2 separate regions of the Homo sapiens genome follow, and region 1 is linked to region 2. A link is a loop called in an ENCODE intact Hi-C map of the cell type or tissue named here. Cell type or tissue: transverse colon. All regions are shown on one strand.

Evidence for each region. Hi-C counts contacts between places; a loop is a spot of excess contacts. Peaks named below come from ENCODE experiments on the same cell type or tissue, not always from the same donor. Only the 100,000 strongest peaks of a DNase experiment are listed, where the experiment ranks them.
Region 1: it touches region 2 in a loop (26-fold over the local background); 2 of 110 quality-filtered maps call a loop at or near these places.

Annotation. Positions count from the first base shown.
Region 1 is chr10:80,185,844-80,190,843 of GRCh38, reverse strand. All of the region lies in intron 1 of ANXA11 (annexin A11), which reads left to right. Among named protein-coding and RNA genes, the nearest start is that of ANXA11, 17 kb to the left of the region's middle. RefSeq lists enhancers at 2,460-2,559, 4,200-4,700. In transverse colon, no CTCF peak of the experiment used is centred here; DNase peaks (open chromatin) are centred at 2,603, 3,053 and 3,553; H3K4me3 peaks cover 537 bases; H3K27ac peaks cover 4,342 bases.
Region 2 is chr10:79,049,952-79,054,951 of GRCh38, reverse strand. ZMIZ1-AS1 (ZMIZ1 antisense RNA 1) reads left to right here. Exons shown (of 10, transcript NR_024431.2): 4 at 224-356. Among named protein-coding and RNA genes, the nearest start is that of ZMIZ1-AS1, 15 kb to the left of the region's middle. RefSeq lists an enhancer at 57-556. In transverse colon, a CTCF peak has its summit at 2,485; DNase peaks (open chromatin) are centred at 11, 561 and 3,821; H3K27ac peaks cover 807 bases.

The sequences.
Region 1 (5,000 bases), 1.1 Mb before region 2:
GCTGGGGTTACAGGCGTGAGCCACCGTGCCTGGCCAATAGTTTTCTTTAAAAATTTTTTGGCCAGGCGTGGTGGCTCACGCCTGTAACCCCAGCACTTTGGGAGGCCAAGGCAGGCGGATCACGAGGTCAGGAGATCGAGACCATCTTGGCTGACATGGTGAAACCCTGTCTCTACTAAAAATACAAAAAACTAGCTGGGCGCGGTGGCGGGCGCCTGTGATCCCAGCTACTCAGGAGGCTGAGGCGGGAGAACGGCATGAACTCAGGAGGTGGAGCTTGCAGTGAGCCAAGATAGGGCTACTGCAGTCCGGCCTGGGCAAAAGAGCGAGACTCCGTCTCAAAAAAAAAAAAAAAAAAATTTATTGTAAATTAACATTTATAATTATGTAAATTTATGGAGTACAAAGTGATGTTATAATCTATGAATACAATGTGAAATAAAGCAAACTAGTTAATATATCCATCACCTCAAATAGTTTTCAATAATTAGTTTTCAATTACTGCTGTAACAAATTACCACAAACTTGTGGCTTAAAACCATGCAACTCTTTTTGTGGTAAAAATATACACAACGTAAAATTTACCATTTTACCCACTGTTAGGTGTGCAGTTCAGTGGTGTTAAATACATTCACTTCGTTGTGCAACAGTCATTACGATGCATCTCCAGAAGGTTCTCATCTTCCCAAACTGACTCTGTACTCAGGAAATGTAAACTCCCCATTCCCTCTTACCTGAGCCCTGGCCAACAGCAGTCTACTTTCTGTCCTTAGGAATTTGACTCCTTTGGAGACTTCATATAGGTGGAATCAGAAGTATTTGTTCTTTTGTGCCTGGCTTGTTTCATTTAGCATAATGTGTTGAAGATTTATCCACATTGTAGCATATGTCAGTTTTCTTCTGTTTTGAGGCTGAATGATATTCTCTTTTTATGTGGAGATCTTGTTTTGTTTATCCATTCATCCATCAATGGGCACTTGAGTTGTTTCCACCTTTTGACTACTGTGAATGAGGCTGCTATGAACATGGGTATACAAATGTCTGTTGGAGTCCCTGCTTTCATTTCCTTTAGGTATATAGGTTGAGTATCCCAAATCTGAAATGTTCCAAAGTCCGAAACTTTGTGAGCTCCAACATGACGCTCAAAGGAAGTGCTCATTGAAGCATTTTGGATTTTGGATTTTTGGATTTTGGATACACAATGGTAAGTATGATGCCAGTATTCCAAAATCTGAAGTCATCTGGTCTGAAGACCACAATGTCTGAAACATTGCTGATCCCACACATTTTGAATGAGAGGTACTCGGCCTGTATGCCCAGGAGTGAGATTGCTGGATCGTATGGTAGTTCTATGTTTAATTTTTTGAGGAATCTCCATACTGTTTTCCATAGTGGCTGCACTATTTTACCACATGGTTTTTTTATCTTTACAGTTTTATCTCAGGGTCTTTTGGATCTCATGGTGCTAAAATGAAGGTGTTGGCAGGGTTGTGTCTTTGTCTGGTGGCCCTAGAGGTGAATGCTTCCTTGCCCTTTCCAGCTTTAGAGGCCATTTGAGTTCCGTGGCACTTGGCCCTTTTCCTCCATGGGTGGAATCCCTCTCATGCTTGGACTCTGTCCTTCTTATTCTTCCTTTTCATCCTTAACCCAGCAACAAAGGCTCTCTGCTTTGAAGGACGCTTCTCACTGGATTGGGCCCACCCGGATAATCTAGGCTAGTCTCCCCATTTCATGGCGGGTAACCCTAATCACCTCAGGACAGTCCCTTTTGCCACCTAAAGTAACGCATTCACAGGTACCGGGGATGTCTTTGAGGGACCTAATCAGAGAAGCTGATGGTAGCTGAGTTTCAGGCTCTGAAAAGCCCTCCCTCTACCCCTCCCCTTACCAGCATTTTCCTGAGGCCCCGGGACCCTAAGGGTTGGCTGGACACTCCCCTCACTGTGTGGGCTGGGCTGGTCCCCTGGCGGGAGCCTGACACCTGAGTTTAGTGTGTGCCCAGGATCTGTGACCCTTTTCTCCCTCTCGAAATGTCAGAGCCTGGCTTCTTTGGCCACTAGGCGTGTTGGTCACAGAGTGAAGATAACTGTGTCCTGCTTTACAAAGCGCGTTCCTGTTCTTTTTACTTTTAGTCCTCATAGTAATCCAAGGTAGGTGGGGTACATCAGGTCTTTGCAGATAGAATGGAGGTTCGGAGAGGTTAAGTTGCCCAGGGGGGTCACACAGCAAGCAGTTGCGTTAGGAACCAGACCTTGGCTCCAGGCTAATGCCTCCTAGGGACTAAGTTAAAATTAACTGAGCACCTGCTGTGTGCTAATACCTGTTGTAGTGCTATATATATATATATATATATATATATATATGTGAGAATACTACATTCTCACAGCTGTGTAATGAGATGGATGCATTTTTCCTCTTTTCACAGGTGAGGAGAAAGGCTCAGAGTGGTCAATCTATATATCCAGGGTCACACAGCTAACAAGAGGTAGAGCTAGAATGGAATCATTGTCACTGGACTCCAAACCCTGTGTACCATCCCAGTGGCCTAGCAGCAGTGTTAGAAGATGATATCAGAGCTGTGTGGGCTGCGGTAAAACTCATGCAGCAGAATTGAGAAGTCCCTTGTGACTGTCCTGTGATGTTTGGGGCCCTTGACGGGGGAGTGTGGGCCGTGAAAAGATGGGGGAGCTGGTTTAGAGTGTGTGAGAGAGAGTAATTGGGGGTGGTAGAAGCCTGCCAAGAATCTAGGGGTAGACATTGTGAAAGCCAATGTCAGTGAGGCTCAGGCCCAGTGTCTTGGAGCTGCAGAGCTTCCCTTTACCTCCCACTGCAAAATGAGGGAAGGGTTTAGAGAAGTTTCTGCTTCCTTCCGGCAGAGCTGCTGCAAGGGTTGTCTTGTAGATAGTAACTACCACAGGACTTGGGGTGTGGCACATCCCTGTGGGCCCAGGAGATCTGGGAGAAGCTGGGTTGGACTTTGCAGTAACTGGAGTGACCTGACAGCTAAGAGGGGTGGGATTGACAGGGAAGCCTCAGCCACCCTGGGACTTGTGCCCAATTGACATCAGCTCACTACCATTGTTTTGCTGGTCCCTCCTAGGCGGGCCCTGGCAGAAGCTCCCTCTGCTCAGGTGGTGTAACTGGCGGTGGCTTCCCCTTGCGGAAGTGGGTAAACAAAGACAGAGACCTGTGTCTCCTCCCCGCCCCTGCCACCTGCACTTATAAACACAACCCACTGTTTCCCTTTTTGGGAGTGTGTGAGAGAGAGAGAGAGTGTGTGTGTGTGTGTGTGTGTGTGCACGCGCGCACATGCGCGTGCATCCTTAGGTTCCGTCTAAATCCGTTCAAGCTGCTGTAATAAAATATCATAGACCGGGTGGCTTATAAACAACAGAAGTACATTGCTCACAGTTCTGGAGGCTGGAAGTTGAAGATGAAGGTGCCAGCAGACTCAGTGTCTGGTGAGGGCCCACTTTCTGGTTCACAAATAGGATAGCACCTTCTCCCTGTGTCCCCACATGGTGGAAAGGGTTGGGCCCTCTGGGATCTCTTTTATAAGGCCATGAATCCCATTCATGAGGACTCCAACCTCATAACCTTCCAGAGGCCCCGCCTCCAAATGTCATCACACTGGGAGTTGGGATTTCAATAAATGAATTTTGGGGAGACAGAAGTATTCAAACTATAGCAGGTCCTGGCCACACTTTGGAGTCAGGACTTGGGTGGGGGGCTTTTTCTGTCACTGCCACTGTGTCTGTTGCAAGAACCTCAGCGTCCTCCAGGACCTGAGTGCCCATCACGTGCTGGCCTGCGAGGCAGCCAGATATTAGCACTGTGTCTCTGTCACTTTCTTCCTCTGCTGCCCACTTTCCACTCCTCAGAAATTCTGAATTGGACTCAGCATTTGACTGAGCATTGGCTCTTATGTGAGCCTGTTTGGTGTGGGCAGGCCTCAGAGGTGACTCTGCCCACAAAGAGGAGTGGCCTGGCTTCCAGGGAAGCCTGCCATGGAGGAGCGTGACGGAGAGATCTGCGTGTGACGCTGTGTGCTCTCGGTCTGCGTTGTATGGAAAGTGAGTTCCTCCTCACTTGCCCCCATCCCCCTTCTCAGCACCTGGTCTGGAGAGGCAGGCAGGAGGAGAGAAGATGGCCCCATCCATGCCACACCTCAGTGAAAATTCTGAGGACAGGCTCTGGTGCCCGCAGGGTTGGAGCTTCATGCAGGCTGAGGCCCTGCCTCTGCGGGTCCCTCTCCCAGGCAGGTTTACTCTCCGAGGGTCTTTCATATCTCCCTGCCCGGTGGCCTCCCTCCACCATCAGTCTTGCCTTCGCTGTCCCCTCTACTCTTGGAGTGGAGCAGGCCCCCATACACCCAGGCACGTGGAGGGGATGGAAAGAAAACAGCGCCAATTTCCTGTTGGTGCTTTCTCTATTGGGAGGCTGGAAAATCCAACACAGCCATGCCAGTGTGCTCCCCACTCCCATCCTCCACCTGTCACACTGCCCTGACCCTCCCCAGTTCCGTGTTTCTCTCCTACCCCCCTCCTTCCCCCTTCAGTCCCCACAGTTCTCATCCTGGGCATTATCAAATAGCCCAGGGTCCTCTCTTTCTTATTTTGTTTTGGAGAAACAGGATGTCATGATATGTTACATGATATAATGGGAACAAACTTGGTATTAAACTGTTAATATCCCCATTTTACAGATGGGGAAAACTGAGGTGCAGAAAGGTCTCGTAAACTGTCAAGATCGCGTTGCTGGTGGGGAGCAGGACTAGGATGTGAACCTGGGTAGTCTGGCTTCAGAGTCTGTGTTCTTCTCACCATCCTCCATTGCCTTTAATGAAGTACTTTAATGAAGTACCTTTAATGAAGTATGTAATGAAGTTTCATACAGTGAAACCGGACTTAGAAGCCAGGTATCCTGATTCTGAATTCCATGCTATTTCATCATACCAGTGTTTCTAAAGCTCTGTTCTTAAAATACTAGTCCCTGGGGCC
Region 2 (5,000 bases):
GGGTGGGGGCCTTCCGGCAGCTGGGCATTCTCTGAACATGGCATGCTGCCTTGCATTTGCGTAAGCCATTCCTCCACCTGGAATTCCCTTCGCTAGACTGTTGTGGGAACCCAGTTCCTTCTTCCAGGTCCAACTCCAAGGTTTCGTTCTGGAGATGCCTTCCCTGTGACCCCTTGCCCCTCTCCCCCAGCAGAGCTGGATCTGTCCTCTTCTCCCCTGACAGAGTTTTGGGCATCCTTCTATCAGCCCTTATCCCAGGGCAGGAAGAACAGCCTTGATCCTGGATCCCAGGCACAGCTGGGTGTCAGACCTGGAGGAGAAGCTCCCAGAGTGACCAAGATAGAATCGGCATGCAGGTGACAGCAGATGGGCATCCCTGTGAAACCCCATGGGCCTGGACCTCCAGGGTCCTAGCCAGTTTGCTCCAAGTTCTGTGTGGACTGGGGATTTGGAGGCAAGTCTGTGGGGAGACTGCCTGGGGCTTGTGCCTGCTGTTTACCTGTCTGCTGTTCAGGCACATGATCAGGCCAGTGGGTGTGCCCAAAGGTGGGCGTGGTTGCAGGAGTGCTCACGTTCATACACGTGTTTACACACACGTGTGCATACACGGGGTGCCAAGGCTATAGGTCTTGCGAAGCATGCAGGGCCACTGCCTTTTCCTGCTTTTAACCCCCCTCCTGGACAGGCCTGTGTTCTCTCTGAACATCTCACAGTGCACATTTATGGAGTGCCTGCTGTGTGCAAGACCTGAGGGGTTGGGGCAGAGCAGTGCGCAGGGCAGCTGGCCCCTAGGGGACAGGAATGACTGAGCACTCACACAGTGTCTTTCTGTCCTGGTCCCCCTGCACAGGAGCCCCCAAGGCCAGGCACCCCCGCCTCTACTTCCCAGAGGAGGACTTTGAGGTCCTGATGCCTGAGAGGGGCACCTGTTGAGTCAACAGAGGGGACGGACAATGAGACCAGCAGTCCGGTGCTCAATTCTCCATCCTAAGTGCCAGAAACCCCTACTTCAAGAGAAAACTGGCATTGACAGGGCCCACCCAGAATCCTCTCCTGCACCCTCCTTTCCCCTACTGGAAACCACACTTTTTGGGGGGCATTTCCCTGGGCATCCTGTAGGAGGGCATCACAGCTGTTAGCAGCAGGAGGAATTAAGGGAAGCTCTGACCTGAGTTAGACTGGACCGTGTAGGACAGCACTACCCCATGTCTGAACTGGGGACCGGGCCACCCCTCCCCCAACACACATACCACACACACGCATGCACACATACACACATACACACACATGCACACATGCCCAGAGAGGTGATGGGAGTTGCCTAAGGATGCCCATGGCGAGTGCTGGCCCTCTCCCTCCCAGACCCAGTTTGTTCCTTTAACTCAGGCTGCCCACTTTCCTGTCTCTTCTTGCCCTCCCCGCCCCCCGCCCCCCGAGTCTGAGAATTAGGACCCTGGTGGCTGAGGAGGATGATCTGAGGCATGATCAGGTGCTCCCTTCTGGGCCACTATTGGCCCACCCTTAAGGTGGCAGGATGACATGGAGTTTCGGCCAGCGTGAATATAGGGGCTGGAGGATCCCTGTCTTTCCTTGCCTGGCACCCAAATGCAACCTGGAAGACCCTGAGTGAAGGCCCCTTTCTGGGAAGAGGATGGCATTATGGCATGGCCATTAGAATCTTTGGCTATGGACACTGTGACAGCCCAGGGCAGAATCCAGGATTCCTCACTTCTAGCTGTGGGCTGTGGGCAGGAGGCTTCATCCTGCTGAATCTTAGTCCCTAACCTGTACCGAAAAGATGAACATACTTCATGATGTTTGGAGAGGGAGGCATTGTCTCGGATCAGGGCCCAGGAAATGGCAGTTGGGGTGGTCAGTGCTTATTCTTGTAAGCAAGAATGTGTGGCCAAGCCAAGTTGTGTCCAGAACACCTGGACCCACAGGATTTGGGCCTGCCTCGTGGCCCCAGGATTTCGAACCCAAATTCCAGTCCTGACATTGCCTCACCAGCTGGTTGGCCTTGGGCATGTCCCTGGCTGCCTCTGGCTGCAACAGCCTCAGCCCCAAATGAGCACATCAATCCCAGGGTCACATGGAGGACAGAATAACCAATGAGACATCAGAAGGGCCTTGCAAATCACAAGGCTTGTGTCCCTTTTGGGGATGCTGGAGGGAGGAACAGGTACCTACCAACTCTCAGTGGGTCCCTTGTGCACTCACACCCAGCGTTCTGGCCTCCAGTCAGGCTGAGAGGTGCACTTCCCCCATACAGGGGAGAGCTGCACTCATTTGGGGACCCTCTCCCGAGCCCTGCCCCTGCCCTCCCCGCCAGGCCCCCAGCAGCCAGGTTGGAGAGCTCTCACTCAGGGAGTCTGAGTCCCCTTTGAAGCTGGGAAGTTTGCACTGGAGGGGCAAAGGCAGCCTGCATTCAAAGCATCTCTCCTGGCCCTTAATTACCCTTCTTCACCCATAGGTGGAATTTCCACTCAAAGAGCTAAGAAATGCACCCGTGCTGCCGCCAGGGACTGGGTTTCCCTGCTGCCTTTGTGTAGCAGCCGCCAGCGCGGCAGTGGCACACAGCTCGGGTTTCTGATTTTAATGATTTCCTGAATTCATTCCGTTTCCTACCTCAGGGAAAGGAGAAGAGGTGATCCTCTTGGAAATTCACATAATTGCTTTTATTTGATTTTTATTAAAATGCATTCAGGAATAATGTGATTGCCCCCTTTATTAGATTGTTCATCAAGCTGGCATGGGGAATCAGCCTAGAAAAAAGTGGTGGGCACAGGAGCCTGGTGTGTGATGGGGAGCGGGCACAGTCCCGCGGCGGCCTTGGGGGCTTGCCTCTCACTGGGGGAGTCACGCCTGCCTCTGAGCCTCCCGCTGCTCCTGTCTGGGGAGGTGGGCCCACTGCAGGGCGTGTTGGAAGAATGAAAGCTGGCAGTCAGTGTGGAAGGCCGTGAGCACCGTCTAAATCCCCTCCACATCCCAACCCACTCCTCCTCTGTTGCTCCTCTGCCCACCTCTGAGGCCACACACAGGCTGACACGGAGACCCGTGGTGATCTGGCATAGCAGCACTGACCCCACACTCGCCTCCGCACTCCCAGTTGCCTGTACTTCTACGATGGCCTTTTTGCCAGTCTTGCTGTCCTCAGGCTCAAGGTCCTCAGTGCAGTTTTCTGTGGCCCACCTAATCACACCACTCCCCTGTTCAGAAACTTGGTGGCTCCCAAAGACCCCTTTCTTGCCGGAGACTTTTGCTTTGGGTTCCTTTGCACGCGCTGGAAGGTGAAAATAATCCAGACCTCTTAGACCTAGTTTCAGTGCTTGAATTGCTTTGCATGGTGGGATGTGGGTGAAGCTGCCTTGCCTCTCCTAGTCTCAGTTTATTGGTTCAAATAATGGGAACTCCAAGACCTTCCGTAGGGTCAGTGAGAAAATGGAGTACAGGGGGTCTGTAACTCAGGCGGCATGTACGTGTGTGGGTGAAATCGTGCCACGTGACCCTGTGTTGCAGGAGGCTGAAGATGCTTAGCAAATATGTGGGGAGAAGGCAGGGCAGGTCCAGCGCTGGCCCCAGCAGAGGCCACAGACCAGCTGAGCAGCCACTGTGACAGGGACAGTTTTATTCTGAGCACCCCTACTCCCATTTTCTGTAGCCCCTCCCCTCCTCCCAATGCAAGAGTGGAGCTGACTTTCACTGCGCTCAGTGAATTTGCCTCTCACCTTCTGGGGGGTTTTGCAGTTTCCAGAAGAGGGGCACAAATATGTTCACTGGGCTTCCAGGAAGTGCCTCACCCTCTGAGCTCACCATGTCTCCAGACTGCCCAAGGCATGTTTTATTACCCTTGAGATATGGTGAAATACATATTTGTTTCCCCCTCCTCCCATCCCATTTCCTGGCATAGGACTCCTAAAATCCTTGGACTCTCCAAAGTGATAAGTTTCTTTTTGTATGCTAATGAGTTGATTGCTGGCTGGCTGCTCCTAGGACACTTCAGGATGTGGGCTGGTCACCAGAAAGACCAAGGATTAGAGGGTTGGGGCTTCCAGCCCCACCTCCCCCATCTGGGGGTGGGTGGGGAGAAGGGCTGAAGGTTGAGTTGATCACCAATGGCCAATGTTTTAATCAATCATGACTACATAATGACATCGCCATAAAAACGCAACAAATCTGGGTTCCGGGAGCCTCCAGACAGCTGAACGTTTGGAGGCACTTGGAAGGTGGCACTCCAAGAGAGGGCATGGGAGCACCCCTTCCGGACCTCGCCCTGTGCCTCTCTTCATCTGGATGTTTATTTGTATCCTTTAAAATATCTTTTGTTATAAACCAGTAAACATTTTTCCAAGAGTTCTGTGAGCCGCTCGGGCAAATTAATCAGACCCAAGCAGGGGGTTGTGGGAACCCCGATTCATAGACGAACGGTCAGAAGCACAGGCAGAATAACCTGGGGTTTGCGGTGGGCATCAGAAGTGGGGCTCAGAGTTAGGGGACTGAATCCTCACCCTGTGGGATCTGATGCTATCTCCAGGTGGATGGTGTTTGAAGTGAATTGAATTAGGGGACACCCAGCTGGCATCTGCTGCAGAACTGATGACTCGCTTGCTGGTGGGCAGAAATCTCCATAATCTTTCTTTAGCAGATGAGGTCACTGAGGCTCAGAGAGGGTAAGTGACTTGTTTAGGGCTGTCTAGCTAGGATGTGGAGGCTTGGGGACAAGGCCTCTTGGGCACATACAACTAGGATGGGCAGGTGACTCCCTGCCACCAGGGGAGTTGGTGAAATGCTTCGCAGGGCTGAGGTTGAGCAAGTGGGCAGTGCCTGGAGAAGCCAATCTGCATCCTTGGTGTGGGTAGGCCTTGAGGGTATTTGAAGCAGGCCCTCTGCCTGGGGCGGTCTGCCCCTGCTGGCTGGGCTGCACAGAGAGTCAGGGAGGCATGGGAGCATAGCCATCCACTTTCAGAGCCCCATCTTGGGGGCTTTTAGTTTCTGGGAAA